Regions from separate parts of the Mus musculus genome. Here region 2 is linked to region 1. Evidence: chromatin loops called from intact Hi-C (ENCODE). Cell type or tissue: heart. All regions are shown on one strand. Links, peaks and the distances in the headings refer to the core of each region. The heading gives the core; the rest is flanking DNA. Region 1 holds the start of Pigx (phosphatidylinositol glycan anchor biosynthesis, class X). Region 2 overlaps Pak2 (p21 (RAC1) activated kinase 2).

Region 1 (15,315 bases), core at 1-8,000:
TCCTTACACAGTGTGAGTCTTGGTCTAGGTTTGACTCAGTTCGTTGGATCTCTGAGTCGGTAATGACATTCGGCCTGGACCCCTTAGTGTGCTGCATTCGTACCAGAGACTACACACTGACCTCCTGGGAGCCCAAGAACTGACCGGCTGGCCTTCAGAATAATTTGATGTTTCAGCTAAAGGATCTCTGATTCAGCCTCTTTGTTCCTTTAAACTTTTTCCTTTTTCCAGACAGTATCTCATGTGGTCCAGATTGGCTTTGAATTTGTTATGGAGTGGAGGATGACCCTGGATTTCTGATCCTCCTGTCTCTATTTGCCAGTGTTAGAATTACAGTATGTGCTACTAACCTTGGTTTAGGGCTTGCTCAAGATGGAACCCAGGGCTTCAAGCATAACAGGCAAGCACTGCACTGGCTATGCCACACCCCCAGTACTTTTGATTTTATAAACATTTAGTGTTGAGAAGTCCACTAGACCAGGTCTAATCACCTTGTGCTTTTCAAATTCTTTCTTTCTTTCTTTTTCTTTTTTTTTTTCAAGATAGGGTTTCTCTGTGTAGCTCTTGTTGTCCTGGAACTCTGTAGACCAGGCTGACCTCAAACTTAAGAGATCCACCTGCCTCTGCCTCCCGAGTGCTGGGGCTAAAGGCATGTGCCACCACTGCCTACCCCCACCAGTTCTTTTATTTATCAAGAGGTTAGTTCTACTTACCAGGTATCTTCCCTGTTAGTCTGTTTGCTCTAGGAAGGCAGGAATTGTGTCCATTTTCATTAAGCTCTCAGTACAAGTCTGGAACATAGTAAGGGTAATCTTGTTCAATGCTGTGTAGTAATACAAGCAAGGTTACTATGTATCTTTCTGGGGCATTGGGGAGGAGTTAAATGCTGTTACACACTGTTAAATAATAGGAAGTACTGTTAACTGTTGCTAGAATTGTTAGTTTGCATTGAGGCTTCTTTAAGACCATCTAGGGCAACATTTTCACAGGCCCTTCTCTTATAGCAGCCTGAGGTGGGACAGTCATTCCTTTCCTCCTAACTGTCCAGACTCTTTCTTTCTCTGTTTCTGTTTCTCCGAGGATACTATAGGCGCAGCTGAAGACCGCCATCACTGCGAGCACTCCACCAGCCTGCACAGGCCTTAGAGAGCAGCATGCTGAGCAGGAGCCTCGGTGCGCATTAGTAGTCCTTCTGCTTTCACTCTAGACAGAGGAGCAGTCATGGTGGTGGCTCCGATGCAGACCACAGTATCCCTCTGCATGAGGGGTTGTGTCATGATTGCTGCAAACATCCTTGCCTCACATCTGGCTGCTCACTTCCGGACTCACCTGGACACGCCCTCATTGTGCTGCTCCGGGTGTTCCGTGTTATAACATGAGGCTCATTAAAAGACGGTTAAAGTGGCCTTTTCTTTCCTGCTTTTGATCGTTAGTGTTAGGAGACCAGACTGAGCTATCAGCACAAGGAAGAAGAGATGGTAAAACTGGCACACTGGTAGCAGCTTCCATCCTGACAGTAGCAGTTGAAGCCCCAAGAGGGCAACAGAAGGTCCCAGAGAGTAAGTAACCAAAGTGGAAACACTGGAGTAGAGGCAGCGGAAGTTATGAGAACTAGATGCTGAAGAGTTTCAGGAAGCTTCCGGGCCTTAAGCGATACTACTAGCCATTGTAGGAATGGAGTGTCACAACTGTAGTCCAGCAGATGTTGTCTTCTGGTGGCACTCACAGCTGCTGGACGAGGGGCATTACAGTATCTGGCAAATGCTTGCCAAATGGATGCTAATAGCATCTGACCTGAGCACCCAGAGCCATGCGTCACTAGCGTCTAAATCAGGAGGCCTAAGTCCCTACCTCTCAGTGTCTGGAACTGTCATCATCTAACGTGCTAGTCCAGGCCTTGGACACTCAAGGGCCTGGGAACTTCTACTCATGATTTCTATCCAGCTAGAGCAAACTGACCCCAGTCAGCTGACAACATAAGGATCAATAGCGAAACATAAGGATCAATAGCGAAAATGGCAGATCTGAAAGGCATCGTTCCTTATGCCTGTAATCTCAGAACTCAGAAGGCCAAAACAGCAAGATTGCCCTGAGTTCCAGGACAGCTGTTTGGGAACTCTGGTCCCTTACTTCTCAAAAAAAAAAAAAAGGGGGGGTGGGGGGGTTTGTAGGTAATCAGCCTCTCCACATTCAAAACAGTAATGTTTGTTTGGCTTTTACCTCTGCTCATTTGTCCTACTATAGTATTTTTCCAGGTATAAGAAACCCAGACATGGGCTGGTGAGATGGCTCAGTGGTTAAGAGCACTGACTGCTCTTCCAAAGGTCCTGAGTTCAAATCCCAGCAACCACATGGTGGCAAACAACCACCCGTAATGAGATCTGATGCCCTCTTCTGGTGTGTCTGAAGTATACTTATGTATAATAATAATACAGTATACTTATGTATAATAATAAATAAATCTTTAAAAAAACCAGATATTTTCAGATTAATACTTTCTGCTCTCTCTTTCCATCTCTACCCTCAGTGGCAAAGTACACTTAATTACAAGAATTGCTTAGGGCTGGCGGGATGGCTCAGTGATTAAGAGCACCAACTGCTCTTCTGAAGGTCCTGAGTTCAAATCCCAGCAACCACATGGTGGCTCACAACCATCCGTAATGAGATCTGACGCCCTCTTCTGGTGTGTCTGAAGACAGCTACAGTGTACTTACATATAATAAATAAATAAATCTTAAAAAAAAAAGAAAAATAGGAATAAAAGTGAGAGAAAGAGAAAATGAAATGTTCATCTAACTTCTATTCTTTTTTCTAGCTATATGTATGTCACATACATATATGCATAAATATAAATACATATATAGACTACAGTTTAGTTTTATCTCATACATACGGTTTCCTGTATTAAATGCAAATTTTATGGTTGCTAGGTAGATTTATCATATAGGATCACAGTCTGTATTCTCACCCTACTGACAGATGTGAGATTTTTACTCCTATGAGGTCAACCATAATAAAGTGCTGCCTTTCACATTGCTGGGCTTTGCCTTTGATCTGAGCCAATGCCCAGACACTATTCCCAGTTCACCTCACTAGAGTGTGATGTCAGTAAACTTTCCAGACACTATATGGTCTACAAACATAAGCAAAGGGCCACACTTGTGAATAGAGTCGATAATAACGTAAGGTCTTCACTAAAGAGTTTTCCTTTTAATTTATTATTATTATTGTTGTTGTTGTTTCAAGTCAGGATTTTCTGTGAAGCTCTCGCTGCCCTGGATTCACTCTGTAGACCAGGCTGGCCTCAAACTCAGAGATCTGACCGCCTCTACTTCCCGGGTGCTGAGATTAAAAGCATACACCACCACTACCTGGCCTTTTTTTTTTTTTGTTTTTGTCCATATTTCTTAATAGCATGTTTGTAGTGCTATATTACACTATCCTCCCACTTTCGAGACCCCATAACCTGCCTGCCGTTCAGCACCAGCACTAGGTCAGCTAACGCACTGGGAGGAATGACATTACATTTACCTAATGTATTTTTACCTGATATACTTTTCCTACTAGAGATTTGTTCCCCACAACACCGAAGGGAATACTGAGGTCCCGATTCATGTCCTCACCAATGCAAGGCGACCCTACTTACCCTTGAAGAAGTACAGGAAGTGCACATCTGAACAGCAGTGAGGGGGTGGTTTCCATCCTACTGCACTGCACAGAGGAGCTTAGGTCGACTTTGAGGCGAGGTGGAGCCTGACGCTGCAGGAAACGGCGATAGCCATAGCCTACAGGAATAACCATGGGGTGAACTCAGAGGCAGGGGGCTCAGCCCGCACGCATCCGGTTGTGGGCAGGAAGCGGGGCTGAGCGCGGGGAGTGCGGTCCTAAGGCAGCTCGCCCGGTCCAAGGGCCCACCTAGGCGCCCCGAGGATCGTTCCCAAGGCAACAGAAGGCTCTCAATTTGCGCTTGCGCAGCCTCTCGCCCCGCCCCGGCCGGGATGACGAGGGGCGGGGCCAGGGGGCTGGCCTCTCCGGAACCTGGAGTTGTAGGGAGATCCTAGGGTGGAAGTGTTAGCCGAGTTCTGTTCGGGTCATCGGGAAAGGTGAGCGCGCGCTCAGCGTGCTCAGATTCCTTCGGTGACCGCAGCTTGCCCCGAGCGCCCCTTTCGGGCGTCGGGCTCCGGCGTCCTGGCTGCCGGCGCTGTGGCCTGGCTGCTCCTTTGGGCAGCCTGGCTGGTCGGCAGGCTCGCCGCGGACTTCAGCGACGCCCCTTTCAGCGCTGGTAAAGGTCAGGGGGCTGAGCGAGTGTGTGCGGAGCTGGGGCGGAGGTGGGGAGCACCCGCGGCGCCTGGGGTACCCGAGGCCGGAGGAAGTTAGCAACAAAGGCCCTGTGCGCCCTTCCCTCCTTGTGATCTTTGCTGGGGGTCCCATCCCGGGCTTCAGAGCCGGGCTTTGTCTTTCCAAGGCGGGACTGGCCACGCTGTGACCCAAGTACGAAACAAGTACAGCAAGCCACGAAGTATCTTGGGGTGCTTATGGTTCCCCTGAAGATGCCTTGTGCTGCCTGAGAGGCAGTGAACCCTCGGCATCCAGCGAAGTGTGAGAATGCCCAAACAGCATGTATGGGAGAAGGGGTGAGGTGATGTGTTGTGTGACATACTTCCCAGGGACACACGCACGCACGCACACACGCACAACCTGCTCACTCCAGAAAGGTAACCTTTGTACCAGTGTCCAGTTTGGTAAACCAATGATTTTTTTTTTTTAATTGGGGCTACTATTAGAAATATGGGTGAGGGGCTACTTACTAGAAGCAAGGATAACTCAAAAGAAGCTGCATCAGTAGAAAGATAAAATGGGTGAGTCCTGAAAACTGCAACCCTGGAGCTCACTAAGCGACTTCCAGACAGCTCTTCAGTCCTAACACTAGTTTCCCCCCTCCCATCTCTTTTTCTCTGCAGTTTGCCCCCAGCAACTGTTGACTCGCTTTTATATTGTAGGACCCTCAAGCGTCTCCCAACTGCTTATTCTCCTGGCTTCATGTTGCTGAGTAACAGGTTTATCAGTGATTCACACTCTTATTTTAATGTTCTTCCCACACATTTCTTGCCAGTGTTTTAGAGCAGGGTACCTGGCTACTGAACCTTTAGGGTTTGTTTGTTTCTTAATATTTGATACTTGAGAAATGGTCTTTCTTGGAACTTGGTATGTAGACCAAACTGAGTGCTGGAACCAAAGGTGGTGCCATCTCACCAGTCTTGAACTTTTAGTCACTGAGTAATAATAGTTTTAGTGAATCATTTTATGAAGATTTCTGCTTATTCCAAGTGTGTAAGTGAACTCACTGAATCTTCATGTGCCCCTCATTTTCTTGCCTTTTTTTTTTTAAAAAAAAAGCCTCTCCCAACATCTTCACAAAGTATCAGTGTACAATCTTCCCAGACTTGTAGACACGGGCATAAGAATACAGAAGTTGCTGTGTTGCTGTATCACGTATCAGACATGATTTAGTGAGCCAGAATAGTGTCTTAAGATCACATGAACAAGCCGGGAGTGGTGGCGCACGCCTTTAATCCCAGCACTCTGGAGGCAGAGGCAGGCGGATTTCTGAGTTCAAGGCCAGTCTGGTCTACAGAGTGAGTTCCAGAACATCCAGGGCTACACAGAGAAACCCTGTATTAAAAAAAAAAAAAAAAATCACATGAACAAAATCCTTTGTGTATGGAGCACTTTTTTGACTGCTTCTACATGTATTAAATGCCTGGGACAGCCACAGAGAGGCCTGGTCTACTTCAGAGGCACAGCTATTACATCATGGAAAGCTGACAAGCCGACTCCAGTGGCAGAGATTCTCAGCCTCACTGATGTACTGCCAGAAGTAGATCTCTATGGAGCTCAACCTGCGTACATTTAAATTTTTTAAATATTTTTTATTAGGTATTTTCCTCATTTACATTTCCAATGCTATCCCAAAAGTCCCCCATACCCTCCCCCCCACTCCCTTACCCACCCACTCTCACTTTTTGGCACTGGCGTTCCCCTGTACTGAGGCATATAAAGTTTGCACGACCAATGGGCCTCTCTTTCCACTGATGGCCGACTAGGCCATCTTTTGATACATATGCAGCTAGAGACAAGAGCTCCGGGGGGTACTGGCTAGTTCATATTGTTGTTCCACCTATAGGGTTGCAGATCCCTTTAGCTCCTTGGGTACTATCTCTAGCTCCTCCATTGGGGGCCCTGTGATCCATCCAATAGCTAACTGTGAGCATCCACTTCTGTGTTTGCTAGGCCCCGACATAGCCTCACAAGAGACAGCTATATCTGGGTCCTTTCAGCAAAATCTTGCTAGTGTATGCAATGGTTTCAGCGTTTGGAGGCTGATTATGGGATGGATCCCTGGATATGGCAGTCTCTAGATGGTCCATCCTTTTGTCTCTGCTCCAAACTTTGTCTCTGTAACTCCTTCCATGGGTGTTTTGTTTCCAATTGTAAGAAGGGGCAAAATGTCTACACTTTGGTCTTTGTTCTTCTTGAGTTTCATGTGTTTTGTAAACATTTAAATTTTTTACCTTGCGCTGTTAGGTGGTTAGACTTTTCTAGCAAGTAAAGCCGACTAGAGTAGTTATTTTCTAACTATTTAAGATTTCTCTCCCTGTGTGTATTTTCATTTGTAATGTCTTGATTTTTATAGGTGTAAGGGCCACTTGTTCTGAAATTATTTTAAGGCAAGAATTTTTGAAAGATGGTTTCCACAGGTAGGTTGCCCACTGATTTCTACTTATATTAAACAACTGCCTAATAATTATGGATAAACTGAACATTTGTTTCCTTTTTTTCTTTTTTTTTTTTTTTGCTTGTTTGTTTTGAGACGAGGTCTCATATAGCCCAGACTGGCCTCAAACTTGCCATGTAGCTTGGGATAACCTCAAACTCTTGATCCTCCTCTCATTCACCCCAGGGCTGAATTACAGATGTACGCCACTGAGCCTGGCTTTCTTAAAGTTACAGAGTAACAGATTTGTCATATGTGGTTCATATATTGAAGTGATTAAATGATTAAAATAATGGTGGATTAATAATTGCTTACTGTGTACATATATATGTGTAATTTTACTTTTAAGAAATGAAAGACGAGCCTACAGTGGTGGCCACGCCTTTAACCCGAGCACTTTGGAGGCAGAGGCAGGCGGATCTCTGAGTTCGAGGCCAGCCTGGTTTATGAGTGTGGTTTATTTTCCATTTAAGTAGTTACTAGATTGTGTGCTATTACTTCGAGTTTACTGCTTCTATTTCTTCTTTGATACCAGTCTTTTTCCTCCTCCTCTTCCTCCTCTTCCTCCTCTTCTCTCCCTCTTAAAGATTTATTTATTTATTTATTTATTAAGATTTATTTATTTCATTTATATGAGTACCCTGTAGCTGTCTTCAGACACTCCAGAAGAGGGCATCAGATCCCATTACAGATGGATGTGAGTCATCATGTAGTTGCTGGGATTTGAACTCAGGACCTCTGGAAGAGCAGTCAGTGCTCTTGAATACTGAGCCATCTCTCCAGCCCTAGTCTTTCTTCTTTCCGTGCTCCAGCTTCACACTTTGCTCTCACTGGCTCTGACTCCTTGGTCTCTCATGATTCAGTCTTTAATTGCTTTTAATTAGGCATTCAGAAATTTTACTGTACATCTTTTGAAGTTATAGTTAAGTCTTTAAAAAATGAAAAGCAAACAGAGCTGAGCAGTGAAATGGCGCAGCAGGTAAAGGTGCTTGCCCCAGGACTAACATGGTGGAAGGAGAGCGCTGAGTTCCACGAGTTGTCCTGTGACCTCCACATGTTAGCCATGGCAAGGGCATGCCCGCACATATATACACACACATAAAATAAATAATTATCCAAATCACTTCCCTTTCCCTCAGTAAGTTTCTGCTTATCTTTAAATCCTTGGACATGTTAGGTATATTTACAGATACATTAAATTTATTAGATTTATTTATTCTATGTATGTTTTGCCTATGTGTGTGTACCACATGCATGCTTGGTACCCATGGAAGACAGAAGATGGATAGCGTTGGATACCCCAGAACTGGAGTCACGGACAATAGTGAGCCGCCATGTGGATGCTAAGAATAAAACCCTGGTCCTCTGTACAAGCAACAAAAGCTCTTAATCTATGAGTCACATCTCCAGCCCCTTTTATGACTTTTAAGGTACACTTGCCCTTCCATTTCATAATATCATAAAGATAAGAGGTTTGGGGCGGTGGTGGCACATGCCTTTAATCCCAGCACTTGGGAGGCAGAGGCAGGCAGATGTCTGAGTTCGAGGCCAGCCTGGTCTACAGAGTGAGTTCCAGGATAGCCAGGGCTACCACAGAGAAACCCTGTCTCGAAAAACCAAAAGGAAAAAAAAAAAAAAAAAAACGAGTTATTTTTTTAAAAAAGGGGCTGGTGAGATGGCTCAGTGGGTAAGAGCACCCGACTACTCCCGAAGGTCCAACATTCAAATCCCAGCAACCACATGGTGGCTCACAACCACCCGTAATGAGATCTGATGCCCTCTTCTGGAGTGTCTGAAGACAGCTACAGTGTACTTACATATAATAAATAAATAAGTAAATAAATAAATAAATCTTTAAAAAAAAAAAGATAAGAGGTTTGCTCTGGCTCCTATTTCTGGATGTACAAGGTTGAAGTATGTCTTACGTTAGGGTTTCTAGTGCTGTGATTAAACACTGTGAACCCAAAGCCACATGGGGAGGAGGGGTTTATGTCATCTTACAACTCTTAGGTCACAGTCCAGAGACGTCAGTGCAGGAACCTGGAGGCAGGAACTGAAGCAGAGACTGTAGAAGAGTGCTGCTGACTGGCTTGCTCCACATGGCTTGTACAGTTTGCTGTCTTGTACAGCTGCCCAGGGATAGCACTGCCCACAGTAGGCTGGCCCTCTCACGTCAATCATCAGTTAAGACAGATTTGTCCACAGGCCAATCTGATGTAGACATTTTCTCATTTGATGTTGCCTCCTTCCATGTGACCCTAGCTTGTGTTGAGTAGACAAATAGATACTAAATAATAAAAACAAAACAAAACTCCTAACCTCCCCAAGAGGCCACACCTGGTAGTGACTTTCTTGCTGACCAGATCTAAAGGTAGCACTGTACATTCACATGACGAGACAGAAACAGCATGTCTGTGCCGGCCTCTTTCTGTTGACTGGTATTTTTTTTTTCTTTCTTTTTTTTTTTTTTTTTTTTTTTGGTCTTTTTTTTTTCTTGTTTTGGTTTTTTGGTTTTTTTGAGACAGGGTTTCTCTGTGTAGCCCTGGCTGTCCTGGAACTCACTTTGTAGACCAGGCTGGCCTTGAACTCAGACATCTGCCTGCCTCTGCCTCCCAAGTGCTGGGATTAAAGGTGTGAGCCACCACCGCCTGGTGACTGGTATTTTTCTTGCTGTTGTTCATGTTTTGACTCTCTACATGGTCAGGAGCGTGTGATGAATGTTGACCCTGTCAAAGCGCTGTTGTTTGTAGCTCTTGTTTTCTTCCTTTAGAGACTCTTGGGCTCTTCCTGCTGTCAGAGAAGGCTTTTATTTATCCGATTGAGCCTATAACCTTTCGTTTGTTTAGTACAGAGTTACGGAGGTCTTCACTTTGAGGCTAACTTCTCTAAGCCCTTATCCTGTTGGGGTCTGTACTGAATGCTTGTGTTTTATGTGGTGACCGGTCAGAACTCGATTGCTTTCTAATCTGGAATGAAGTTTTGGAATGCTTTAGTTCCCAGCTCCTTGGTCACTTTTTTGCTCAGGCTTCTGGACTTTCATCTTAGCATCCAAGAATTTCTATTTGGATTTTTAAATTTTATTTATTTAATTTTAATATAAGCTCTTTTCTGGACTTAATGCCGTGGCTTCCAGCCGCTCTGGTCTCTCATGACCTGTTTCGCTATTTTCTTAAGCAGAGCACCATACTGTACTTGGGTCTCCTCTGCACTGTGGTCCAGAATTTGCCTCTGGACAGAGAGCTGGGACAATTACACACCTTATTTTATGTCGGTGTTCGGCTTGTTTTGAGATAAGATCTCACCAAATAGCCTAAACTGGGTTTAAAGTTTCAGAGATCCTTCTGCATTGGCCCAAGAGCAGAAATTATAGGTACGTTCCCTCTTCCCCCAGTTTGTAGCCTATTTTAAACTAATTTTTATTATTATTTTAATTAATTAACTAATTAATTAACTTTTTATTTTATTTTTGTTTTTCAAGATAACCTCCTGGCTTAAACTAATTTTTAAAGAAGTTTATTTTAGCCAAGGATAGTAGTGCCTGCCTTTAATCCCAGCACTTTAATCAGAGGCAGGTAGATCTCTGTGAATTGGAGGCCAGCCTGTTCTACAGAGTGAATTCTAGGACAGCCAGGGCTACACAGAGAAACCCTGTCTTGAAAAACAAAAAACAAGCAAAAAGACTTATTGTGTGTATGTGTGTGTGTATGTATATGAGTACCTACTGAGTACATGAGTCCAGGTATGTGTGTATGTGTGTGATACCTGTAAGTATATGTATATGTGTGCAGGTGTGTATATATTTGTGGGTAAGTGTGTGCAGTTGTGCATGCCTGTGGCTATACTATATGAGTGCAGGTGTGTATATATGTGTACCTGTGAGTAAGTGTATGCAGCTGTGTGTGCCTGTAGGTGTGTGTACATGAGTGCAAGAATATGTGGGCCTGTGGGAATGTGTGAGTGTAGGTGCCTGAAGAGAGGCCTCTAGTCTCTTGGAGCTAGAGTTACAGGCTATGAGAGCAAACCTAGCATGGGTCTGAAACTGAACTCAGGTCCTCTGCAAGAGCAGCACTCTCTTAAGCACTGAGCCATCTCCATTCCTAAGTTAATGCTTGTAGAACTTCTGAAGTAAACAGTCTTTTCCTACACAGAGAACCCGTGTCGGCACCCTTATTGAAAGACACTGCTTTCCCCACCAATCATACTACAGGTCCTTCTCTGGGACATATTAACATAGGTGTGACTACTTTTGGATTTTATTCCTTCATGTTGATCTTCATCTGTTTTCACACTAGCACTTTGCTGTGGCTTTATGGCATGAGTTATGAAACATTTAATGGGTGATCTCCTGTGTTATTAGTATTTCATTTGACATGATAATCTATTTTTAGAAAATGAATTAGAAATATAGTGTCTATATTTATATTATGACTGTAATATAAATCTTTTTTATTTAATAACTGAGTGAGAAGATTTACTTTAAATATCCTTATCTTACAGAGACCTTTTAATAAAAGTGAAATTTGGAGAGAGCATTGAGGACCTACAGACCTGCCGGCTCCTAATTAAGCATTACATTCCACCAGGACTCTTTGTGGATCCCTATGAGTTGGCTTCACTACGAGAAAGGAACTTAACAGAGGTACAGATACTGGGGAACTTTTGTAGAGAAATTAACATAGGAACACTATGGTGTGGATTAAGGTAAGATGGTAGATAAAGCAACATTGTAGTTTTGTTCCAGTTCTTAAAGTACTTTTTTGCAATAGTGTAGGCATATCCTTCAACAAATGAGTGACAGTTGTCAGGACCAAGCCAACCTGAGGGAGTTGAATGCTTTGCAGGGGTATAGTTCATAGGCCAGTGACTAAGCAAGTTAATGTATACATGTGTGTCTCTGTCTCTGAGAAGATGAAGGTTAATAAAGAGCGATCAGCTTGGGTAATAGGAAAGACACTGGCTCCTGTGTATGCTGTGTTTGTGTACTGTATGTGCATGTGTGAAGGCCACAGGCTGCCATGGGATGTGTCCTCTATCTCTCCCTCTTCTGATTTGTGGCTGGGTCTCTTATTACTCTCCTATTGCCATGATAAAACACCATTACCAAGACAACTTACAAATGGAAGTTTAATTGGAGTTACGGTTCCAGAATCTATGGCAGGCTGAGGGCTCATACCCAAGCAGGAGGCCGAGCACACACTAGGGTTGTGGAGGCTTTTGAACCTAAAAGCCTGCTCCTCCCCTCGTGACCCCTGTGATTCCCCCACCTGCCTCTGTAAGGACACACCTGCTAGTCTTGCCACGGCCTCTCATTGAACCTGGGGCGTGGTCCTTTTGGTTAGACTGACTGACCAGCCAGATCAGAATCTACCTATCGCCCCTCCCATCCCTCACCAGCTCCAGGGTTACAGAGAGCAGGACTGGTCTGGCTTTTATATGGGTTCTAGAAAGCTGAACCGGGGGCTGGTGAGATGGCTCAGCAGGTAAGAGCACCTGACTGCTCTTCAGAAGGTCCTGAGTTCAAATCCCAGCAACCACATGGTGGCTCACAACCATCCATAACAAGATCTGACTCCCTCTTCTGGTGCATCTGAAGACAGCTACAGTGTACTTATATATAATAAATAAATATTAAAAAAAAAAGAAAAGAAAAGAAAGCTGAACTCGGGTCCTCAAGACATCTTCCAGATCTCAAGTATTTGGTGGCTAGTAACATAATAGGGGAAATGAAAAATAGTGTATTATAGAAAAGTAAAAATACGTCACAATTAGTAGGTTGCTGCTAAAACTGCTTAGGAAGAAACTCATAGTGCTGAATGACTGAATATATAAGAAAGATGAAAGACCTCAAGTAAATAAGGGTCTGGAGAGAAGGTTCAGTGGGTGGAATCATTTGCTCTACAAACATGAAGACCTGAGTTCAAGTCCCCACAACTCATGTAAAATCCAGGTGCTTGTGTGGAGAGAAGGGAGAGAGAGAAGAGGATTGAAGGTGACCCCCCAGAGGCTCACAGTCCAGCTAGGCAGTATGTCCCACATAAGCTGAAAGGCAAGAGCTGACTCTTGGGGTTGTTCTCCTGGTACCCAAATGTGCACATGGTGTGTTACACGTATATGTGCAAGTGCATGTGTGTGCAAGTGCGCACACACACACACATACATCTCAGCTAGGCCTCTTTAAGAAGAGCAAATGATCCGGGCATGGTGGCGCACACCTTTAATCCCAGCACTTGGGAGGCAGAGGCAGGCGGATTTCTGAGTTCGAGGCCAGCCTGGTCTACAGAGTGAGTTCCAGGAGAGCCAGGGCTACACAGTGAAACTCTGTCTCGAAAAACAAAACAAAACAAAACAAACAAACAAAAAAAAGAGCAAATGAAGAGGCTGAGAAATAGCTTAGTGGTAACAGTGATTGCTGCCCTTTGGTTTCCAGTTCACAGCTGCCTGTAAACTCCAGCTCCTGGAGGATCTGATGCCTGTGTAATAGGGAACAGAATTATTGCAACTTCATAAGCAAGAACAACTGGTATTATTATAGGCCAGCACATAAAGTTTCCACTTAGGAAAACAAATACCCTTTTAACAGTAAGTAGAATGAGCTGTAAAGTAATGAGCTCCCTTGTGGCCATTAAGCGTTAAAGTAGTGGCTGAATATTTGGTAAATCTCTTCTTGAGACAGTGGTTTAACGTGGTCGCTTCTGAGGTCCCTTAATGATTCATGTCTGTATATAACCCTGACATTTGCTAGTGGGTTGCTATTCCTGTGGGTAGGAGGGAAAGGACATGTAAGAGGCACGTAGGTTTTGCTGTCACAGCCAAATAGGAACATTATAATGCTTGCTGCAACCTAATGCTTGTGGTTTCTCCAGGGTGTGTCAGAACTTCGCATAGAAAATCTGAAGAGGGGCTGGAGAGATGGCTCAGTGGTTAAGAGCACCGACTGCTCTTCCAGAGGTCCTGAGTTCAATTCCCAGCAACCACATGGTGGCTCACAACCATCTGTATTGGGATCCGATGCCCTCTTCTGGTGTGTCTGAAGACAGAGTCAAGTATACTCATATAAAATAAATAAATCTTAAAAGAAAATGAATATAAAAATTAGTCAGGCAGTGGTGGCCCAAGCCATTAAAAAAAAAAGAAAATCTAAAGAGAAGGGAGGAGTGCATGAGGGTGTGTGTGCACTCTTGTGCACACATCCAGATACAGTCTTCATATCCCTGGGTAGGGACGCACATCCACTATCCCCGGATGTACATGTGTGTATATTCACATATATGTGTGTGCGTGTGTTTGTGTATGTCACATGAATATTGCTAAATAAATACATAATACAGGATTTCACTAGCTCTTGCTTATGATATCTGCAATAATTTTGTTTTCTATTACACTACAGATTCTCAAATATCAGAATGCACCCAAAGCCAGCTGTGGTACCACATGCCTGAAGCACCAACACTCAGGAGGCAGAGGCAGGTGATATCTGTGAGTTAGAAGGTAGCCTAGTCTACATAGAGTTCCAGACCAGCCAGGGATATATATGAATACGCAGATTTCCAGTACAACAAGCCTCTGCATCTCTGTATTTTCTCTCTTAGTGTAGAATATGTGCCCTTTTTTTGAGATACAATAGCCTGGATTGACCTGGAATTTGCTCACTATGTGCCCTGGCTAACTTTGAACTTGCCATCATCTCGGCTTAGCTTCTTAAGTTCTGGGATTATAGATATAGTGCCCCTTGCTTGGCTTAGGATATTTATTTTAAAATAGTTTTAAACACATTTTATTTTTGTTTGGTTAGTTTTGTTTTTTGAGTCAGGGTCTCACTATATAACCTAGGGTGGCCTGGAACTCATTATATAGACCAGGCTAGCCTTGAACTCATAGAAATCCACCTGCCTCTGCCTCCCAGGTGCTGGGATTAAAGGTGTACATCACAATGCTGGACTTTTAGCACAGTTTTAAAAACACATAATTATTTTATTTCATTTTTTCTTTCTTTTCTTTTGTTTCTGAGACAGGGTTTCTCTGTGTGGCCCTGGCTGTCCTGGAACTCACTCTAGACCAGGCTGGCCTCGAACTCAGAAATCCGCCTGCCTCTGCCTCCCAAGTGCTGGGATTAAAGGCGTGTGCCACCACTGCCCAGCTTATTTTATTTTTTTAAAGCTTTATTTTATTTTTAAGTGTGTGTGTGTATGTGTGTGTGTGTGTTGTGTGGATATGTGTATGTATGTGTGGGTGCCAGTGGAGGGCACGAGAGGGATTGGACTTCCTGGAGCTGGAGTTAACAGGCGGTCATGAGATGACCAACACGGGCACTGTGAACCAAACTCAAGTCCCCTCTAAGAGCTCCTAAACACTGAGCCATCTCTCTCTCTAGCACGTGTTTTATTTCGTGTTGTGTGTAGGTGTGCATCCCATGGCAGACGTAGAGGTCGGGGATTTACAACTTGTAAAAAAGATTTGTTTATATTTTTATTAGTGATTTTTTTTATGTTTGTGTGAGTGTATGCACATGCGTGTGTAGATGTTCACGGAGTCAAGAAGAG
Region 2 (15,315 bases), core at 3,786-11,785, 58 kb after region 1:
ATCTACTCTGGATATTGGTCCCTTGTTGATGAAATAGAATATTTTCTCTCACTCACCAGGTTGTTGTTTCACTTTAAGTTGTATTAGAAAAGCTTGTGCCGGGCGGTGGTGGTGCATGCCTTTAATCCCAGCACTCGGGAGGCAAGGGCAGGCGGATTTCTGAGTTCAAGGCCAGCCTGGTCTACAAAATGAGTTCCAGGACAGCCAGGGCTACACAGAGAAACCCTGACTCAAAAAACAACAACAACAAAAAGCTTGTCAGTTTGACACAACCCCATGGAATTACACTTTTTATAACAGTTCACTAAGGGATCCTTTTTGGTTGTCTACTAATGTTTGCATACTCTGTTTGAGTCACTAGGAGTAAAATGATAAGCACAGCAGGTGGTCTCTCCCCTTATGATACTAGCCCAAAAGCTAGTGGAGCTAGGACTATATAACCCATGGGTTAACATAGTGCCTAGCATATGGTGAGACCCTACGTTCATTTCAGCAGGGTGGGGAAATGTTGTAGCTTGTAATTGTGAGCTATGAAAAGTGCCACAGTGCTAGTGTAAGGTGCCTGACTAATTTGAATATTTGGGAGGGCTTCCTACAGAAATGAAATCAGCTTGAGACTAAAGAGTGGGAATGAAGCAGCATTCTAAGTGTGTTCTGTGCCTAGAGAAGAATGGCCAGGCCATAAGAGCATGTGCACTCAAGGAACTTACTGCAGGCTAATGTGACTTAACAGCAGGGCACCTGATAATGACAGGCATGTGTGATATTCACACAGAACTGCACACAGCAGAAAAGGTGGGAACGATTTGGTCACAAAGGGCCTAGTATTCTGTGGTATGGAGTTGAGATTTTTTTTTCCCCCTGGGGAATCATTGCAGAATTTCAGTCAGGACAAGAGAGCTGGCTACCTTTCTATTTGAGGTACTGGTAATAGCCATACAGAAACAAGGTCTAAGACTGACTGCCTTGAAACTGTCGGGCTTTGCAGGAGCCCTCAACCAGTTTGGTAGTTTTAATAATGAAAATGGCAGTGAGCTTAGTCATATAGCAGGTGTTGAGTTGGTGGGGCAGTCATCAACTGAGGCAGTTTTACACTCCATAATTCAGCCTGTGTGCATATTCATATCCGATGAGTTACAAAGATGATGTGTGAACATCTTTCTTGCCCAGAAATCCAGTATTAATGTTAATACTAGTATATACTTCACCTACTTCCCTGAGAATAAATACCTTGTGTGTGACAGAACAAGTTTGGTTTCTCTCGCTTGAAGCTATTGTAAATCACAAGAAAAGAAGAGTCTTCTGTTCAAGTAGATGAATGTTTTCTTTCTTCCTCTTTTCTGTTCTGGAATTCACAGTGGAATTCTAGCTCATTCTGCCAAGTGCTGGGATCGCAAGACACTAGGCTCAACTTCAGATGAGGCTGTTCTTCACAGTGACTTCAGTTAGGTGACATGGAGAAAAAGGCAGTGGCCTTAAGATTTCATGTCAACATGTGACTTGGGATTTTACTGCCTCTTCCTACTGCTGCCGTTTTGTTATTAAATAGGTTTCAGAAGTGATTCAAGAATTTTCCATGGTCTATGACAAGCAAACGTGGAAAATGGACTTACATTTTTAAACATGAATATATTTCGTCACTAAATCTAGGGTTTCTTCCTCCTCCTCTTCTTTTTCTCTTTTGTTTTGTTTTGTTTTGTTTTTTTTCGAGACTGAATTTCTCTGTGTAGCCCTGGCTGCCCTGGAACTCACTCTGTAGACCAGGCTGGCCTTGAACTCAGAAATCCCAAGTGCTGGGACTAAAGGCTAAAGGCATGTGCCACCACCACCACCCGGCTTCTCTTTTTTTTAAAAAAAAAGATTTATTTATATATTTTATGTATGAGACATACCAGAAGAGGGCATCAGATCCCATTACAGATGGTTGTGAGCCACCATGTGGTTGCTGGGAACTGAACTCAGGACCTCTAAAAGAGCAGTCAATGCTCTTAACTGCTGAGCCATCTCTCCAGCCCCCTCTCCTTCCTCTTCCTCTTTTTCCTCCTCCTCCCCTCTTCTTCCTCCTCCTTGTTTTTGGTCAGTGGTGGTGGTACACACCTTTAATCTCAACACTCAAGAGGCAGGCAGATCTCTGAGTTTAAGGCCAGCCTGGTCTATAGAAAGCATTCCATAGCAGCCAGGACTATACAGAGAAATTATATCTTAAAAAAAAAAAAAAAAAAAAAAAGGCCAGGAGTGGAGACATAACTTTATTCCTAGCACTCAGGAAGCAAAGACAGAAGCAGGAAGATCTCTGTGAGTTCTCAGACAGCCAGGGCATGATATTGTGAGAGGTACTGTTTCAAACAAACAAATTTACATTAACTAAGCCTGTGTGCATGCAAGTGGCTTTGAATCAGGGTGCATGTGTAGAAGTCAAAAGACACCTTGTGAGAGTTGGTTTTTTCCTTCTACCACGGGTGTCCAGGGGATCAAGCTCAGGTCGTCAGGCTTGGCAGCAGGGATCTTTACCCACTGAGGCACTTTGCTTGCCTGTCATTTTTATTTGATTGGACTAATAATATATCTTGGTACATCTCTGGGCTGCTCAGTCACGTTCATGTTTTCCTGTAATGTTTTCTATAGCCCTTAACATTTATGAAACATTCTGTCCATACCAGCTGGCCTCCCTTATTTATAATCTGGCCACCACAACTATGGTGATTTTCTGGAACTCAGATAGTCACCCTGTAAAACAGCTGGCTGGAATGTTAGGACAGTGTGGGACAGTGTGGTTTATGTAGCTTGAAGTTGGTGCCCATGTTGGACTAGATACCCATGATGAAGGACATATAGCATCTTTCCCAGTAGTATACATTGGGAAGTGGTGAGGAAGTTCCCAGGAGAAAAGCTTCGGAGGAGGGTTGGGTTTTTGGTTTTTTTTTAATGTTTTTCTTAATACACAAGGTTTTGTTTCTCTGTCATTTCTACAAAAACGGTATACAAATTAAACTATTAGTGTATAGCCAGCAAATACTTTCTCCTGTTTGCAGTATGAGTGTAAGTACAGGGACAAAAAGAGAACTAGAAGTTCTAGCCTCCGATTACTCTAGTCAGTCTGTGGAAAATGAAAGGTTGCATAGGGAAGGTGTAATTGTGTGTTTTCGTAAAGACAAAATTTTTTGAAAGCTTAATAATTACTTTCCCTCTACTCCTTTCCATAATTGATGTGACCTGCCTTCTTGCCACATCTCTTGTTGATAAATATATGTACCTGGAGGATCTAGAGGAAGTATGGACATTTTTCAGAAATGTGTCATTACTGGTCAAAAAGTGGTATTGTTTCCTGTGAGTGCTAGATGAGTAGTGTCATTGTGAGCAAAGAAAAGCATGTGCTGGCATGTTTATTACTGTCGTATGTACAGACTCTCAGACAGCACTGTAGTAGAATCACATGTGTCAGGATTCACCATCTCACTCCACTAGCAGGCAATACGTATGTTCTCCTTGGAAAATCTAGAAAGTTGAAGCATCAGAATAAAAAGTAAAGATTTGGTCCAAGTCATCATACAAGACTTGTTTTGTCTGCCTTGCTTTCAGAGTACTTTCTGCCTGTCCCACCTTCAGACCAGACATTGGAAGGTTTCCCTAGGGAAAGCACTTCTGACACACTGAACCCTGGCCTCATCTTTGATCTAGCTTGTCTTCCAGTTAGTTGTGTAATGTTTTTCTGTAGAAGTGGACAGCAAAGAGTCACCAGACATCTGAAGAAAATTCGAAGACAGAAGAGCCCAGAGCAACAGGGAGTACCAGATGACACATGCCTGTGAGACCAGCCTGGACTACTAAATGAAATCAAGTCTAGCCAAGGCTAAAAATCTATATCCAAATATCTATAATTTTATTAAATAGAAATTTAAAAGACGCATTCCACTTAAGTAGAAAACCAACAAGCCAAATAACTCAGCCAACATACATGTATACACAGCATAACCTTTAAGGAAAGAAGACAAATTCATGAAACAAGAAAATTATTGGGCTGGTGAGATGGCTCAGCAGTTAAGATCGCCGACTGATCTTCCAAAGATCCTTAGTTCAAATCCCAGCAAACACATGGTGGCTCACAACCATCCATAACAAAATCTGATGCTCTCTTCTGGAGTGTATGAAGATAGCTATAGTGAACTTACATATAATAAATAAATAGATATATAGATATATAGATAGATAGATAGATAGATAGATAGATAGATAGATAGATAGATAGATATTTAAAAAGAAAACATTATTATCAGAGGAAAACAGTGATCAAAGAACAATGAGAAATAATTCTTAGTAGGAGTATTTAAAATTAACCGAACAGGCTGGGGGCTGGAGAGATGACTCAGTAGTTAAGAGCACTGACTGCTTTTCCAAAGGTCCTGAGTTCAATTCCCAGCAATCACGATTTGTGGTTGGCCATGGATCAGAATGCAAGATGTATATAAATTCTAAGTAGATTCATAGATTAATGCAATTCCTGTCACAGCCCTAGGAGGCTTTTTGTAGAAATGTGAAACATTGTTATTTTCATATAGAAAAAAAAAAAGGACGTAGACTATACTTTGATTGTTTGTTATAAGGATGACAGTAATCAAGATAGACAGGATTGGCATAATGATAGACAGATGATTTTAAGAGAGCAGAGCATCCAGAAATAGATCCTTGGTTTTAAGAGCTACAGATTAGAGGAGGAGGACTGGGGAGGAGAAGGAATTGATGTATTTGAATGTGCAAAAAATGTTACTGATGTTGCAAGAATGTTGTAATTTTTTTTTACAGTACAACTATAGGAGAGTTCGGTAATTTAAAGATGTAATATTTACAGACTGTAATGAAAAGAAAAGTGTAAGCCAGGTATTGTGGCTCATGTATTCAACCTTAATATTCTTAGGCTATACAGGAGAATTGCCCTGAATTTGAGGCCAATGTGGGCTGGAGAATGAGGCCTGTCTCAGAAAATCAGGTTGGAGGAGGAGGGAGGGAAAGATGGTCGCTTTCACAAGTGGCGCCCGTAAATTGTGTCCAGCAGGGTGCATGTCGATATCAATCAGTTCCTATCATAAGTTCATTCATAATTGGTTTCAGAACTTACAAATACAGTAATAAGTGCCATAGATAGCCTTGTTTAAAGAGATAATTTTCTCCCCCATCCCCCAGGAAGTAAAAAGAAAGAAAAAGAACGGCCAGAGATTTCTCCCCCATCTGATTTTGAGCACACCATCCATGTTGGCTTTGATGCTGTTACGGGAGAGTTCACTGTAAGTTTACCTTTTGGCCAGACATGGTGGAATACAGTTTTAATCCACTTGGGAGGTGGGCAGATCTCTGAGTTTGAGGCCAGCATGGTCTACAGAGTGAGTGAGTCCCAGAACAGCTGGGGTTACACAGAGAAACCCTGTCTTGAAAAACAAAATAAAAACTACTGTACTTTTGTAATCCCAACACTGAGGCAGCTATGGGCAACTAAGGCAACTGGAACTCAGACTGTTTTCAGAGTTTCAGGCCAGGCTGAGCTATATAGTTGAAACTTTGTTTCAAAAGTAAGTAAGTACCGGCTGTAGAGCTAGCCTAGCAGTTAGGAGCACTTGCTCTTGCAGAAGACCTGGTTCAGTTCCCATCACCCACACAGCAGCTCACAGCCTTCCATTACATGTGCTGTGCAGGCATTGTCATTGGTCTGTGAAATGTTTTTATTCGAGCATTAAACCATAACTCATTTATGGGTTTCTTTTGGTTAGGGCATGCCAGAACAGTGGGCGCGGCTGTTGCAGACCTCCAACATTACCAAACTCGAGCAGAAGAAGAACCCTCAGGCAGTGCTGGATGTCTTGAAGTTCTACGACTCCAACACTGTGAAACAGAAGTACCTGAGTTTCACTCCTCCTGGTAAGACCCCAGACGGTGGTGAGAAAAGATTCCTTCTGGGACAATCAACAATGGAAGTATAGCTGTTGTCGCTCCTTCTCTCCTGCATAAATCTGCCCTTTAGAGAGTGTTGATGTCTGGTGATTATATAAACCTTATCATTTTGCCAGAAATAGAGTTGGTGGATGTTTGAGCTCTTTGCTTATTTAACCTTTTCCTCTATGATGCTTTTAAATGACTTCCAGCAATGGAAGGCAAAGCGTCTAAATGTATAGACAAGGTCATGCTTGAGATGGTTGTTGTGAGTAGGCTGTAGTGGAAGTGACTTTGTGACATAAATCAGCTCTGACAGGACAGTGCTTTGCCATCCATCCGGCGTTTTGGAAAACACCTTAATCCCATCACTCAGCAGGCTGAGGTAGACAGAGCTCTGTGTGTTCAAAGCCATACTGGTCTGTATTTCTAGCTCCACAGCAGCCAAGGATACGCCCAACCTTATACATGCAATAAATAAAATCTAAAATAGGGATGGGGGTAGGGGGAGAAACAACAACTAGCAGGGACTGTATAGCAAATATCAGGTCAGCTAGGGCTACATAGCAAAACCCTGTCTGCTTGTGTGTGTGTGTGTGTGATTTCCCAGTTCACTTTTCTTTCTCAGTTTGGTAATACATATCTTTTCTGTTTCACATTCAGAGAAAGATGGCTTCCCTTCTGGAACACCAGCAGTAAGTTAATAATTTATTATAATTTGCATTCTGATTTAGGTTGCTGTCTTAGTCAGGGTTTCTATTCCTGCACAAACATCATGACCAAGAAGCAAGTTGGGGAGGAAAGGGTTTATTTGGCTTACACTTCCATACTGCTGTTCATCACCAAAGGAATTCAGGACTGGAACTCAAGCAGGTCAGGAAGCAGGAGCTGATGCAGAGGCCATGGAGGAATGTTCTTTACTGGCTTGCTCAGCCTGCTTTCTTATAGAACCAAGACTACCAGCCCTGAGATGGTCCCACCCACAAGGGGCCTTTCCCCCTTGATCACTAATTGAGAAAATGCCTTACAGTTGTATCTCATGGAGGCATTTCCTCAACTGAAGCTCCTTTCTCTGTGATAACTCCAGCTGTGTGAAGTTGACACAAAACTAGCCAGTACAGTTGCCTAGAACAAGTCTATTTTAATTTGCTTGGTAAATATATAAAAACAAGGGTCTGGAGTGATTACTCCGCAGTTAAGGGCGCTGGCTGCTCTTCCAAAGGTCCTGAGTTCAGTTCTCAGCAATGACGTGGTGGCTCACAATCATCTGTAATGGGATCTGTTGCCCTCTACTGGTGTGTCTGAGTATAGCAACAATGTACTCATACATAAAATAAATACATCTTTAAATAGTTAAATGTGGTAGCCATCGCTTCCTGCCTTTTGGCTAAGATCAAGTGTAAATGTGGTAGCCATGTCTCCAACCCCAACTCTCAAGAGGCCAAGGTTGTGTAATCACTGTGAATTTGAAGGACTGGGTGACTAGCAAGACCGTATCTTAAAAAACCAAAAATAAAGTAAAATTAGCCATCAGATAAATACCTCTTTGTTTTTTCTTTCTTTCTTTCTTTCTTTTTTTAAAGTTAGCCATTTGTTTAATTGAAGAAACCATATTAAGTAAATAGGATTTGCTTGTTGGGCAGTTTAATCTTTATAATGGCTTCCAGTGCAATTTAATTACTCTTCCACTGTTTCCAGATTGAACCTGAATATGGTGAACTGGATGGCATAGTCTCTCCTCCCATAACCCCTACCAGTACCGTTCTGAGTGTGGTAAATTGTGTCACATTCTAAATAGTTTAAAAAACAAAACAAAACTTGTCAGCTCCTTTTCTTGCTTTGTTAACTGGTGAAGCTGGATCTCTTAAATTCCTCAAAATGAGGTTTATGTCTACAGAGTCCAGAGAACCTTCAGTTTGGTCTTAAGAAGATTGCTTACTTAACAGAGCACCGTGTGTGCTTATGTAAAGGGCAGGAATAGTGCCCCAGTGTACTCGGGAGCTCTGAACGTAGCTCAGTGGTAGAGCAGTCACACCATACACAGACCTCAGGATCAGTCATTAGCAGAGTCCCCTCCCACTGAAATGATACTCACCGTATATATTCATTTACTTTTTAATTGGTTGTATTGGAACCAGTGAAGTTTGGTAGTTTTTATATTAGCTATTGAAGAAATAAGCTTTTAAGACTGTTTTTATAGGGGAGCCCCATGTTAACCTTTGATGTTATTGGTTTATCCTCTCTTTGCTGCTGTGATGAATGCAGCTGAACACCAAGGGGTCAGAGACATCAGCTGTAGTGACAGAGGAAGATGATGATGATGAAGACGCTGCTCCTCCCGTCATTGCCCCTCGGCCAGATCATACAAAATCAGTGAGTGACAGGCTGATGACCCCCAACTCTGTGTCTTGAAATAATTGGTGTGTGTTTGAACTTGCTGTCAAAATGTTAAAAGGCCTTTGAGCTTAAAATACTGTATTATGGCTGGGCAGTGGTGGTGCACGTCTTTAATCTCAGCACTTGGGAGGCAGAGGCAGGCAGATTTCTGAATTCAAGGTCAGCCTGGTCTACAGAGTGATTTCCAGGACAGCCAAGGCTACAAAGAGAAACTCTGTCTTGAAATACCAAAAACAAACAAACAAACAAACAAACAACCCGTGTATTGTGGAGAAACTTAGATATTTTTCAGAACCTGCTTTTTGGAGCTGATGAAATGCCTCAGCCAGCAAGCCTGACAGCTGGCATCTAATCCCTGGGACCATATTGTAGAGGGAGAGAACTTACTCCTGCAAGTTGTCCTTTGACTGCCACGTGCACATTAGGACGTGTGTGCACACATATAAAACACAATAAGTAAATTAAAATTCATAAGAACAACTTTGAAACATAATGTCCTGAGTGGGTGTGGTGGTGTACAACTTTAATCCCAGCATGGCAGGTAGTCTCTGTGAGTCGGAGGCCAGCTGGTTTAGAGAGTTCCAGGCCAGCTAGAGCTACATACTAATATGCTAGACCCTATCTCTCAAATAACAAACAGAAAATTAACAGCTTCTTCAAAAGTTAAAATACTTAACTCATGAGGCTTTCCTTTCTAGATTTTTCCCCCATTCTAAAGAGTGTTTATTTCTTTAGGTTTCTCAATATAGGTTACTATTATATCTAAAACTTAGATCATTGTTGTTCCCTGGATTATATATTTTAATCTTGTTCTCAAAGGGCTGTATGTCCAATGAAGAGGTATTATTTAAGACTGAAGTTACTCACCAACTGAGAGAATTTTAAGAGTGGCTCCATGCAATAAGGAACTGCTCCAGCACTGCCCTTTCCGCTGTGGGGAGATGGCATGCAGACATCGTGCTGCCGCGGGGCGGAGCAGGCTCAGCAGGCGGCTCTGACTGCTGCAGGGATAGACGACTATTCTTTCTCCCTCAGGACAGGCTGCTTGAAAGGAAAGGGAAATGTTGAATTTGTGTAAAATTTACAGGGCAGGTAGTTACAGTTATTTCAATATCAAAACCCCTATTCTTTTCTCTTAGTATGTTATGTTGGGGTTCATTTTGAGCCGGGGTCTCATGTAGTCTAGGCTGGCTTCTAACTCACTATGTAGCTGATGCTGGCCTGGAACTCCTGACCTCTGACTCTGCCTCTCAAGCACCCAAATACAAGTGTGTGCCACCATGCCTAGCTTGCTCTTTTAGGGTTTTTATTTTATGCGTATATCTGTGTACCACATTATACCTGTTGCCTTATAGACATGCACCACTGTGCCTGTTAGCTGTGTGTTCCTTGTGTGACTGTACTGTTCCCATTCTTCAAAACAGTGGGAGGAGGAAACAAGGAATTTTCTGCTACCAAGATCATCTGAAAATGTTTTTTCTTAAGTAAGTCTCATCATGTATATCTCTGCAGATTTACACACGGTCTGTCATCGACCCCATTCCTGCTCCAGTTGGTGATTCTAATGTTGACAGTGGTGCCAAGTCTTCAGACAAACAGAAAAAGAAAGCCAAGATGACCGATGAAGAGATTATGGAGAAATTAAGTATGCAGTCTGTCCTTTGTTTTTGTAAAAACATTTGTCCCAGAGCTGGGGATATTTGTTGCTCACTTGGGAGCACTTGCTTAGTGTGTGCAAAACTTTGATCCCTGCCAACCACATGGAAAGGACATAATTTGAAACTCTGTCGAAGGGGAAGGGGCTTTGTATGTTTGTATGCACATTTACAATTTTTCAGTACAAACCTATATAAAAATGTCTCTTACGGACTGGCAAGACAGTTCTGAGAGAAAGGACACAACACCAAGTCTCACGACCTGAGCTCCATCCCTAGGATCAAGTGTAGAAAGAAAAGAACAATCCCTGTGTTCTGATCTCCGTACACAACACAGTAAACACACAAATGTTCCTAAAGAAAGTGACCTTCTGTAATGTACGTCAGCATAAAGTGTGTACTGGGTAGGGTCTTTTATTTCCTTTTAACTTACAACCCACCATTGATTCCTTAGGTCACACATTAAAAGGTAACAATAATATCTGCTCGTAAATCTCCAGCAGCTCCAAGGAGCACTCACTGCTGTGGTGGGGGTAGGGTGGTGGAGGAGGATGAAGAGGAAGCGGGAAAAAGAGGGCGGGCGAGTCAGGGAAAGACTCCATGTAGATAGTGTTTAAGTCATAAAGTTACTGCTTTTATTCTTCAGTACTTTATTATAAAGTGTGAACCTGCTTGTACCCTAGCCTTTCGTAGAAATACATCCTTCTCCTGGGAAAGCTGCTACTTCAAGCAGTAAGCCAGGGCAGTGCTACTGCCATCAAGTCATGGCTCAGTAATCTCATCCTCTTTGCTGTGGCTCCCTCTGCAGCTTTGTCTTACTGCGGGTTTGACTTTGTTGTAGAGCTCAGAGTGAAATGGCCGGCTTACGGTGGGGACTTGTAGACTACTCTGACTTAGTGTCACATGTTCATGTCTTACCTTGAACAAGTGACAGTGCTGTGTTATTTTTTTCCCATTTGACCTAATAGTAAATCTGAATTTAAATTATGACTTTTCCACAGTTTTCTGAATTTAGTATCTCTTAGCATATTAAAGATCTTTTTCAGTATACTTAGGTTAGTTTTCTTTTTTTAAGATTTATTTATTTATTTATTTTTTATGTATGTGAGTACACTGTAGCTGTCTTCAGACACACCAGAAGAGGGCATTGGATCTCATTACAGATGGTTGTGAGCCACCATATGGTTGCTGGGATTTGAACTCAGGACCTGTGGAAGAGCAATCAGTGCTCTTAACCCGCTGAACCTCCTCTCCAGCCCCCTACTTAGTTTTTATAAGGATACAGAAAAGTAGAAGATGGACTAGAAACATTTGAACAGCCACTTATGGGTTATTCTGCTATTTATTCACTTATTATTTCTGTTAGTAAGTAATTTCACAGTTTATCAAAGTCCTAGATAGGCATGAAGACTCTTCTGTGAAATCTCAGTACTTGGGAGACTGAGCCAGGAGTATTGGTATGACTTCAAGGCTAGCCTAGGCTACAAGTAGGTTCTGAGTTAGTCAGGGCTATCTCAAACAAATAATAGTCTAAGAAAAGGGCTGAGGATGGAGCTCACTCAGTAGAGTCCTTGCCTAGCATGCACTGAGATGTTAGATCCCAGCATTACATAAATAGGCTAGGATGCTGAATACTTGCATCCCAGCATTTGTGAGTTGGAAGCAAGAAGGTCAAAAGTTCAAGGTTATCTTCAGCTATGTATTGAGTTCCAGACTAGCCTTGTTTTGTTTTGGTTTTGGTTTTTAAATTAGTAATATATCACTCCGTTCTGAGGACCCCATGAGTTTTAGGCTTACAAAGCAATTGGTTATACTAAAATGTCATGATTTCTAAGAAAGTGAGTAAGAAGTCTAACCTTGTCAACAATGGTGATGCACAGCTTTAATCCCAACACTCAGGAAACAAAAGACAGGTGGATCTCTGAGTTTGAGGACAGCCTGGTCTATAGAGGGAGTTCCAGGACAGCCAGGGCTACACAGAGAAACCCTGTCTCAAACTAACAAACATTCCAACTGATGGAAAAGTGCAACCACCTTTTATTGCTTCTTATTCTTAATTCTCAACTTTAAAATTATGTGTATTAAGCTGCACGCGCATGCGTGTGTTTGTGTGTGTGTGTGTGTGTGTGTGTGTGTGTGTGTGTGTTTGGTATTGTTGTATGTATGTGTACTGAGTGCATACCTGGTGCCAGCAGAGGGCAGAGGTGGGTGTGGGATCCCTTGGAACTGGAGTTCTGGGACAATGTGAACCACTATGTGGGTGCTGGGAATTGGACCCAGGTTCTGTGCTTTCAAGCATTGAGACATTTCTCCAGTCCCTAATTATTTGTCTTTAGTATTGATTATTTAAAACATTATTTTTGAAGCTTGGTGTATGGAAAAACACTTTTATAATCAGTGTAGATTATTAAAAGGAATAATTCTCAAATTTTGTTTGCATTAAGTTTGCTTGACTGATTTCTGATTTTTGTTTAAAACAGGAACTATTGTGAGCATAGGGGACCCAAAGAAAAAATACACAAGATATGAAAAAATTGGGCAAGGGTAAGTGTTGCTCTCTTCTGACATCATATTCACTATGGCACCTCCCTCTGACACTGAGCACAGAACTGTTCTGCCTGGGAGATTGTAAATTCATAACACACTTGTATGTATATTATGTATTTATATTAAAATAAAACTGCACTTCTAGCCAGGCGTGGTGGCACACGCCTTTAATCCCAGCACTCGGGAGGCAGAGGCAGGTGGATTTCTGAGTTCGAGGCCAGCCTGGTCTACAAAGTGAGTTCCAGGACAGCCAGGGCTACACAGAGAAACCCTGCCTCGAAAAAAACAAAACAAAACAAAAAAACCAAAAAGACCCTGCACTTCTAAATTGGCTGTAATTATACACACTTGCAAACCCATCACCTGAGGGATTGCCACAGGTTGGAGAATAGCCTTAGCTCATAGTGAGACCTGTCTCAAAAAAATAAGCGTAATCCAGCACTGGTTAATAGTAGCTTTACATTGTCTGCCCTCTCTTCCCCTGTCTCCCTCTTTCCCTGACCCTATTCTAATCCTCCTTTTTACTTCCTCCATCATCATCTTCTTCAATAAGGTTTCCCTATGTAGCCCAGGCTGTCCCACATGCACTGTGTAGTTAAATCTTAGTGATCCTCCATCCTTTGCTTCCCTGGTGCTGTGACTACAGTTGTGTGTCACTGTGTGTAGTTTTCATTGCTTTTTGCTGTATGTCATTTCCCATAGGTGGTGAGGGATCAGATAGATAGAAATTTTATACTCATAATATATTTTAAAGACAATTGAAATACTTATTGCAGGCTTTTGGCAGTATTGGTTTTTTCTTTTATTCTCTCTACAAGTCTCATTTGTAGCACTGGTTTTAATAACAAAAAAAAAAGAAAATGAAAATCACCTTTTTTTCAATGCCGAGGATTAAACCTAGAGAGAGCTTCATGCATCTAGGCATGAATAGCTCTACTACTGAGCTATTTCTCTGGCTTTTTTTAACCTTTGTATTTTTACATATAATAGATAAGTTACATAGTAATAATGATGAATGAACAAAAGCAATTCTTATGTGTATAAATGACAATTATAAATCCAGTGTTAAAATTGCAGAGAAATTCATGAGACAAAATATTGTGAAGCTTAAAAATAAAGTCAAATATATTTTCTTAAGAAACATACCCATGTCTTTTTGTGATTAGAAGTTCAAAAAAAATGGCCTAGGAATGGTACCCATCTGTAAGGTTAGGGTCTGGTTCTTCCTTCCAGCCCCATGCTTCCAGAAAAAGACTCAGACTCCAAATATATTTACAAATTCCTTGATCATATATCTAGTCTTTTCTCTGACTTGATCATAACTTAGATAACCCAATTATTTTAACCTACATTCTGTCACGTGGCTGGTTACCTATACTCAGATACCATGCATCTGTCTCCTCACATCTTCCCAGGTGAATCTCCTGCCTGGCTCTCTCTCAGAATTCTTTTTCCTCCAGGATGTCCCGCCTTATATTTCTTACCTAAGCAAATTTATTTTTATCATTATTATTATTATTATTATTAGGTGCTACATCCATACAGACATAGATATTCTTTCTACACACATCAAACCCAGGATACACACAGAACATATACATCAGAGGGTCTTGTTACAAGGGTAGGAGGCAGCCCTCAAGTTTGTCATGGTTCATTATTTGATTTTGGTGGTTGGTTTGAGTTTTGTTTTCTTGAGACAAACTCTCTGACATCCAAACTAGCACTGAGTCAGCATCGCCCTCCTGCCTCACACTCTGTGCAGGTCCTAGGCACGGATACCCTGCCGTAGGTCTTTCTCTGCTGTAGGTCTTTGTTTTTTAGAAAAGGGTTTTTTTTTTTTTTTTGGTTTGTTTTCTGTTTTGGATAGTTTGGTTTTTTGTTGTTTTTTTTGTTTTTGTTTTTTTCGTGTGACACAATCTTTCTCTACCTAGCCCTGGCTGTCCTGGAATTCACTGTGTATTCTATATAGACCAGGCTGGCCTGAAATTCCCTGTCTCCTTCCCCTGAGAGCTGGGCTGACTGGTATGCACCACCACACCACACCACTTCTTTTTTTTCTTAAGCATAGAAGTAGGTTTGTGAGTGTGTGCTGCTTTTTCTATATTTTTATAGGTCTGAAATATATCATGTGTAAGGCTTGGCTGTAAGAATTGCCTTTTCATTTTCCTCTTTGTTTTGCATAACTCTGAGTCTAACATGTTAAATCTTGTTTTAGTTGTTCAAAGTCTGAGATCTTTGAATTGTGTAAATACAGTCATTTAAGAACTTGCATTTCATTCTGTCTTTTTTTTCCTGCAGGGCTTCTGGAACAGTTTTTACTGCCACTGATGTGGCCCTGGGGCAAGAGGTAGCTACTGTTCAAGTCTGCATGTTTGCATGTTGGCTCTTTGTATAGGAAAGAGGAGAATCGATGCATGCTTGATCATGAATGTGCAGTGACCAGAGGCTGTCTTCACCAAATAAGTGAAGCTGGCTATCCAGGAAGCCAGCAGGTCTGCCTGCATGCACTTCCCTAGCATGCACTTTCCTAGGTTTTATGAGTGCATGTCACCACAGCAGTGTTTGGGGTGGAAGGAACTCAGATCTCAGTGGTTGGAAGAGCTTTACCAGCTGAGCTATCTCCCTAGCCCTAGAGCTGGCATAAGAATTGATCTGCAGGGGGGTGGGGGGGCTGGAGAGATGGCTCAGTGGTTAAGATCACTGACTGCTCTTCTGAAGGTCCTGAGTTCAAATCCCAGCAACCACATGGTGGCTCACAACCATCTGTAATGAGATCTGACACCCTTTTCTGGTGTGT

The links. Peaks named below come from ENCODE experiments on the same cell type or tissue, not always from the same donor. Only the 100,000 strongest peaks of a DNase experiment are listed, where the experiment ranks them.
Region 2: a loop joins it to region 1, with 2.4 times the contacts of the local background. A loop is called at or near these places in 6 of 42 quality-filtered maps.

Annotation. Positions count from the first base shown.
Region 1 is chr16:32,088,443-32,103,757 of GRCm38, reverse strand. It overlaps Pigx (phosphatidylinositol glycan anchor biosynthesis, class X), which reads left to right and starts at 4,031. Exons shown (of 6, transcript NM_024464.3): 1 at 4,031-4,288; 2 at 6,695-6,758; 3 at 11,273-11,414. The coding sequence starts at 4,189. Cep19 (centrosomal protein 19) reads right to left here and starts at 3,969. Exons shown (of 4, transcript NM_025892.3): 1 at 3,647-3,969; 2 at 714-791. In heart, for the core only: no CTCF peak of the experiment used is centred there; a DNase peak (open chromatin) is centred at 3,977; H3K4me3 peaks cover 2,099 bases; H3K27ac peaks cover 1,426 bases.
Region 2 is chr16:32,034,445-32,049,759 of GRCm38, reverse strand. Pak2 (p21 (RAC1) activated kinase 2) reads left to right here. Exons shown (of 15, transcript NM_177326.3): 3 at 5,179-5,279; 4 at 5,760-5,907; 5 at 6,583-6,614; 6 at 8,185-8,292; 7 at 9,829-9,961; 8 at 12,452-12,515; 9 at 14,817-14,865. Among named protein-coding and RNA genes, the nearest start is that of Gm26419, 24 kb to the left of the region's middle. In heart, for the core only: a CTCF peak has its summit at 7,209 (motif pointing left); no DNase peak of the experiment used is centred there.